Linked DNA regions of Mus musculus: region 2 is linked to region 1. Evidence: chromatin loops called from intact Hi-C (ENCODE). Cell type or tissue: heart. All regions are shown on one strand. Links, peaks and the distances in the headings refer to the core of each region. The heading gives the core; the rest is flanking DNA. Region 1 holds the start of Caprin2 (caprin family member 2). Region 2 overlaps 4732416N19Rik (RIKEN cDNA 4732416N19 gene).

Region 1 (2,914 bases), core at 212-2,711:
TTCCTGCCTCGGCCTCTTGAGTGCTGGGAGTTGTGTGCCTGTAAAGGTATGTGCCACAACCCCTGGTTGGAAATATTATTTTTGGGTTCATTATTAGCATAGGCCAACAAAGGCATATGCAAATATAAATGTGTCAGTTCAGTTATCTGAAGGTGTGCTCATCACAGGCTTCATGGCCACTCTGTGTGGCAAAAGGTAAGTCTATTGGTCAGTTCAGCAGCCTGTTCTTTCTCTAGTTATAAATGAGGAAAACAGACAACATAGTGTTTGTCTAATATTCAAGTTGCAGGTATAGTTCAGAGATTCAAAGCTAAAATACAACATTAAAGAACATAATAGGACAGGGAGGAGAGATGACTCAGTGGTTAAGAGCACTGGCTGCTCTTCCACAGGCCCTCCCTGGGCTCAATTCCCTGCACCCACGTGGTGGTTCACAACTGTTTATAACTCCAGTTCCAGGGTATCCAACACCCTTTTCTGACCTACAGCAGGAACCAGGCAACCATGTACATAAACATACATGCAGGTAAACATGTAATAGGTAACAAGAAGTGCCAAAGCCAAGGTGATTTTTGGGTGGTCTTGTCCAGACTTTCCATTTATTTACTTGATTATGCTTTTGACTGCCCTGTTCTAAATAATTACCCTTGCCTCAAGGATAGGACTTAAAACCAATTCTATTTGGTAAAATACTTGGGCACAAGTTTTAATTTATTAACTTTATTATTTTATTTAGTTTATGAGGTAGTGTTTTTTGTTTAGGTCTGTTCCTGCCTCCCTGGTATTAGGGAGTAATCTACCCCTAAAACCTCATTTGATACAGGAACTACCACCAGTCCTTCAGAAGCTGACATTCTTCCTGTTTTCTGTTAACTTTATGCAACCCAACAAATAACTTTTTTTTGTTGTTGTTTTTTTTTTCTTTTTTTCGAGACAGGGTTTCTCTGTGTAGCCCTGGCTGTCCTGGAACTCACGCTGTAGACCAGGCTGGCCTCGAACTCAGAAATCTGCCTGCCTCTGCCTCCCGAGTGCTGGGATTAAAGGCGTGCGCCACCACTGCCCGGCCCAACAAATAATTTTAACAACTCTTTTAGTGCCAATGAAATGAATTGCTTCATAGCGACACATAGCCTTGGCGCATACCCTCCTACTACAAAGGCTGCAGTCATCTACTCTGCTGCTCTTACAGGCTGAGTCCTCTGACTCATTCTACAATGAAAAATCATCTGTGGGGCAAGGGTGCTCTTGTATTTTAGAAGTGCCCATTTAAACCATTAGAGCCTGAAGGCTGGCTTATCTGGTCATTCTGCGCAGGACTTGCTGCCTCTTTTCCAAGAATTGAAATCATCTGCACCAGTGCTGGCTGAAACAAGCGGGCCCATCCATGCTACCAGGTGCAGTATCTCACACCAGCCTCAGGCGCAACAGAGAAGCGCAGGGAAGGTACGCGCCAAGCGCAGGCTTGCAGAGAGGGGCACCGGAAAGGACCTGTCCCTCGCAGGTCCCGGGTACCGGAAAAGGGCGGACTGTGGTGGTCTAGCGCACGAGAGGGGAGTGGGAGGGGACACCGGAAGGCGAAGCCTCCGAGGGGAGCTCGCGTGCTAGAGGGCGGGGCAGAGGACCGGAAATAGGCGGGATTTGGGCGTGGTCGCGCCGTGCGCGGCCTACATAAGTTGCGCGCGCCTTGAGGGGGACAGCTTGGGCGCGAGCAGCGGAGTTGGCTGGGTGCACTGTCGGCGGTGGCCGCAGGCTAAGCTGAGGCGGGAGGAAGGGACGCGGGGGGAGAAGGGAGTGCGGGGTGGAGTTCGCCCACTTTGCAGCGCGCAGGACTCCCGCGCGCTTTCGGAGGCAGCCGGGGAGGTGAAGCAGGACGGCGGCGGGGTGGGTGGGTCTGCGCGGCCGCGGCGGGGTGGAGAAGCGTGGTGCCCCAGCATTCTGGGGTCGGGCTTCTCAGCGGCTTTGCAGAGCGCTCTGCGTCTGGTGGGCTGCGTGGGCCCTTAGACTGTGACCCTGACTGGGGCTCCTCTACTCGGGCCCTTGGGGCACTTGAACGAGCAATGGTGTCCAGGGGCTGTCTAGCTCTGGTCTTGCTCCTTACGGGCAGGATTTCTGAATAGAGTTGAAGTGTCCGACTCCTTGGTTTCCCGGTTCCTTGGTGCGGGTAGCGGAAGGCTTGCCAGTATAGGAGTGAGTGATTGTGAGTTACTGTAAACACAACTGGAAGCCACCTCGGCGTACAGTTTGTGAGACTTGGCAGCAGTGTCCAGGGGGATGCACTTGGTTAGGTCCTGGACAGTCAAAGAGTGTTGTCATTTAGTACAAGAAACTTGGTTCACGTAGACTTTGAGATAGCTTGAAGTTGTGGCTGCAACCCTCACCCTCCGCCCCCGACCATAGAAATTATTCAGAATGAGATCAGAAGCCTTCCGCTTGCTTAGCAGTTCTCCATGTGGGGAATAGAACTTCTGGAAACATTCCTATAGTGTAAATTTTGCCTACGTATAGACTGTCTTTATTGGCTATTGCTTGTGTCAATTAACCTTAGTAGGGGAGTGGAAGTACGCTGTCTGAATCAACGTTATGTTTTGACTTCATTTCATTTTAAAGAAGCTCCTCGTTGTGCACCTTTAGTTTACATTGGTACTTAACTCCTCCTGCCCCCATCCTTTAGCCTCATCTGTTTCAGTGGTGCAACTCTCTCCATCCCTTTTCGGTTACCAGTCACCTTCAGGCCGGCCATTCAGAGGAGGGAAAAGTGGGAAGTATGAAGTCAGCCAAGTCCCAAGTGAACCAGGATCAGCAAGGGGAAAACCAGCGGGCTCTGAGCCCCCTGCAGTCTACTCTCAGTTCTGCTGCATCTCCTTCCCAGGCATATGAAACCTATATTGATAATGGACTTATATGCCTTAAACAC
Region 2 (2,914 bases), core at 311-2,810, 680 kb after region 1:
CTTACTTCTGGTGGTCCCTGAGTGACCCAGTCCACTAGCAGGAAGAAATCTACTAGAAAAACTAGGAGTGACTGTAACTCTCTAGTATGATGGGAAGGAAACTTTATTAGTCACCAGTTCACTCCTGTGACAAAGTACCTGAGATGAACAGAGAAAGTAAGGGGACCTATAGGTTTTGGAGGCCTCAGTCCAGGATCTCTTGGACCTATGATGGATCCTTACATGATGGCAAGGTGGAAGGACCAGGTGGATTTCTTACTTAAGGCTCCACTTTCTAAATGTTTCCACTGTTTCCTGTGTGCCTGCTTGTGCTTTCTCTCTCTCCTTCCCTCCCTCCCACACATTTATAAATACCCACACCCACAGAGGAAGAGGGAGAGGGAGAGGGAGAGGGAGAGGGAGAGGGAGGGAGGGAGAGGGAGAGATGAAGATGCTGTGATCAGGAGGTGTTTTCCCAGCAAGAAGCTTAGCCACTGCACTTGGATATGCTGGCCTAAGATTTTTCCCAAATGTGGTAAACTCAACTATACAGTATAGTCTGTGATAGTGGAGGGAACTGCATTCGAGTTCTCTCCTATAATAACTAAAAATAAACTTTAAAAAAACAATACATTTCCAGAGGTTAACATTCCTTACACAGCCACTTCACCATCTGATAGTTAATGGCTTCCTAGCTGTCAAATTATCGACTTACTTTCCTCTCTCTGCTTATACAGGCATCATGAGACACTTTTAAGTGTTTTACTCAAGCTGGAATTCATTAACTTTATTCTGTTTCCCCAGCCACCTCATAATTAGATCTTCTAAAGTGAAATTAGGTTAATTTAGTGTGGCATGTTAAGGACCGTGTGCTGGCTTCTCATGGCCAACAAGTCCTTCTAGTATTGAAATACCGTCAGCCTAACACCTTGCTTTCACATTGTGCTTTTAATCAACAAATATCTATGATCTGCTATAAACATCAATTGGCTTAATCCCCATTGAGTAACATATTACATTATAATCTCAAAAAATTATGTAAACGAAAACTGAGGCACAGCGTGAGGTGAAGGAACATGCCCAAGGTCACAGATTTTAAAAGTGGTAACGACTGTGGCCCACGCTGGGCTCAGCAGGGTGGCTATGAGTCAACCCATAGACCTCCTTGCACTGTCAGGGGGGAGTGGGGAGCTTGTCCTCTGAGACCAGCAGCTCATCCTACAGCACATGGATGAAAGTCATTGAGCATGAAGTTGACATGAAGTTCTGAAACCACTGGGAAACCATGGAGGAACCCTCAAGATGTTGACAGCTGCAAGACAGGAAAAACTGACAAATGGAATTATACAAAACTAATTTAAAAAACCATTATGTACAACAAAGAAAATCATCATCAGAGCAAAAAGACCACACAATGAAAGAGAATCTATCCATGGTGGCTGTGCCCAGAAGAGGGTAGAATCCAGCAGACTCTAACCACAGACTATGGAAGAGGCATCTAACCCTAATAGTCAAGCATTTCTTGGGGGCAGGTCATTTCAAGATCTCAAATTTCCTTTTAAACAACACTCCAAGAAATGTATTGAAACAAATCTGGGCGTTGATTCGTGTCTAAAAACAGCAACAGTGAGAACAGGCAAAGCTGAATGAACCTGGTCGCCATCTAGTGCTAAAACACGGAAGTGACAACCAGCTCAGAGAAAACCATCCCCCTCAGGACAAACAGGCTCAGTATCTGACCCCTGGGAGCACATGTGTCATACCAGCTTGTACCAAGAGCATTTAGGGAACCCTGAGCTTGTCTAGTACTCAAAGTACTCGACCAGAAACTGTCCAGGCAGTAACCTGCATGGGCAAAGTCCCAGTGAGCTGCTGAGATCATTGTTTAAAGGAAATTTGATGAGTTTAAGGAAAATACAGAAAGATTTCAATATCTTATCAGAGAATCTCAAAAAGCTGAAAGGAACTAAACAATTCCCAAGATTAAAAATAAAGTTGGGAACTACTGAAATATCATGGACCTACATATTCATATAAATAAGAAAACTCAGATTTTCAAGCTCCAAGTAGGTACATGGAAAAAATGGCAGAAGCCCATAAATGACAATGTTGAAAACGTGTTCAGAGCAAAGTGTGGTGGCTCACACCTGTGGGGTCACATTTATGCTCCTTCATCTCAGGTCCTTCCACATGTTTGCTATATAGCAAGATATCCTTTCACCTGTGTCTGCTTCAGGAAAACATCCTTTCATCTATGTCTGCTTTAGCAAGACATCCTTTCACCTGAGTGCCCCAGCAAAACATCATTTGACATAACTAACTTTCCAAAGAAACTATAAGTTTCTACTTCACACACCTGTAATCCCTTGGGAAGCTGAGGCAGAAGATCTGCCCAAGTTCATGATCAGCCTGGGATATAGGTAAAGTCTGTCTGGGCAAATAAAAACTAGTTAATACAAAATATGAATAGAGAATTAGTAGTCACCTCTAGCTGAAGCCTGTGATAAAGAGGCTCTATGTACAGCTGAGAAGCTGGGCAACAGTTTCAGGACAAACAACACTGAGATTGGCAGCTAGGGAGAAGAAACAAACACAGAAGACTGTGATCCAATCAAATTTGAGGCTGGTGGTGATGTTCATATATAAAGAAGAATAGATTTGGGTTAGGAATAAGACATGCCGGGCGGTGGTGGCACACGCCTTTAATCCTAGCACTTGGGAGGCAGAGGCAGGCGGATTTCTGAGTTCGAGGCCAGCCTGGTCTACAGAGTGAGTTTCAGGACAGACAGGGGTACACAGAGAAACCCTGTCTCGAAAAAACAAAACAAACAACAAAAAAAGAATAAGACACAAAAGCCACTTGAGGTACATGTGAACCTTAGAGAGTAATATTAGTTTCTCTTTTGTTATTAACTAGCTAAAGCTTGTCCCCAAT

What was found. Hi-C counts contacts between places; a loop is a spot of excess contacts. Peaks named below come from ENCODE experiments on the same cell type or tissue, not always from the same donor. Only the 100,000 strongest peaks of a DNase experiment are listed, where the experiment ranks them.
Region 2: it touches region 1 in a loop (3.0-fold over the local background); 8 of 42 quality-filtered maps call a loop at or near these places.

What each region holds. Positions count from the first base shown.
Region 1 is chr6:148,894,964-148,897,877 of GRCm38, reverse strand. It overlaps Caprin2 (caprin family member 2), which reads left to right and starts at 1,641. Exons shown (of 19, transcript NM_181541.4): 1 at 1,641-1,860; 2 at 2,722-2,914. The coding sequence starts at 2,765. In heart, for the core only: a CTCF peak has its summit at 1,548; a DNase peak (open chromatin) is centred at 1,637; H3K4me3 peaks cover 1,736 bases; H3K27ac peaks cover 1,399 bases.
Region 2 is chr6:148,213,728-148,216,641 of GRCm38, reverse strand. The region is part of intron 1 of 4732416N19Rik (RIKEN cDNA 4732416N19 gene); the gene reads right to left. Among named protein-coding and RNA genes, the nearest start is that of Ergic2, 2.8 kb to the right of the region's middle. In heart, for the core only: a CTCF peak has its summit at 1,652 (motif pointing left); no DNase peak of the experiment used is centred there.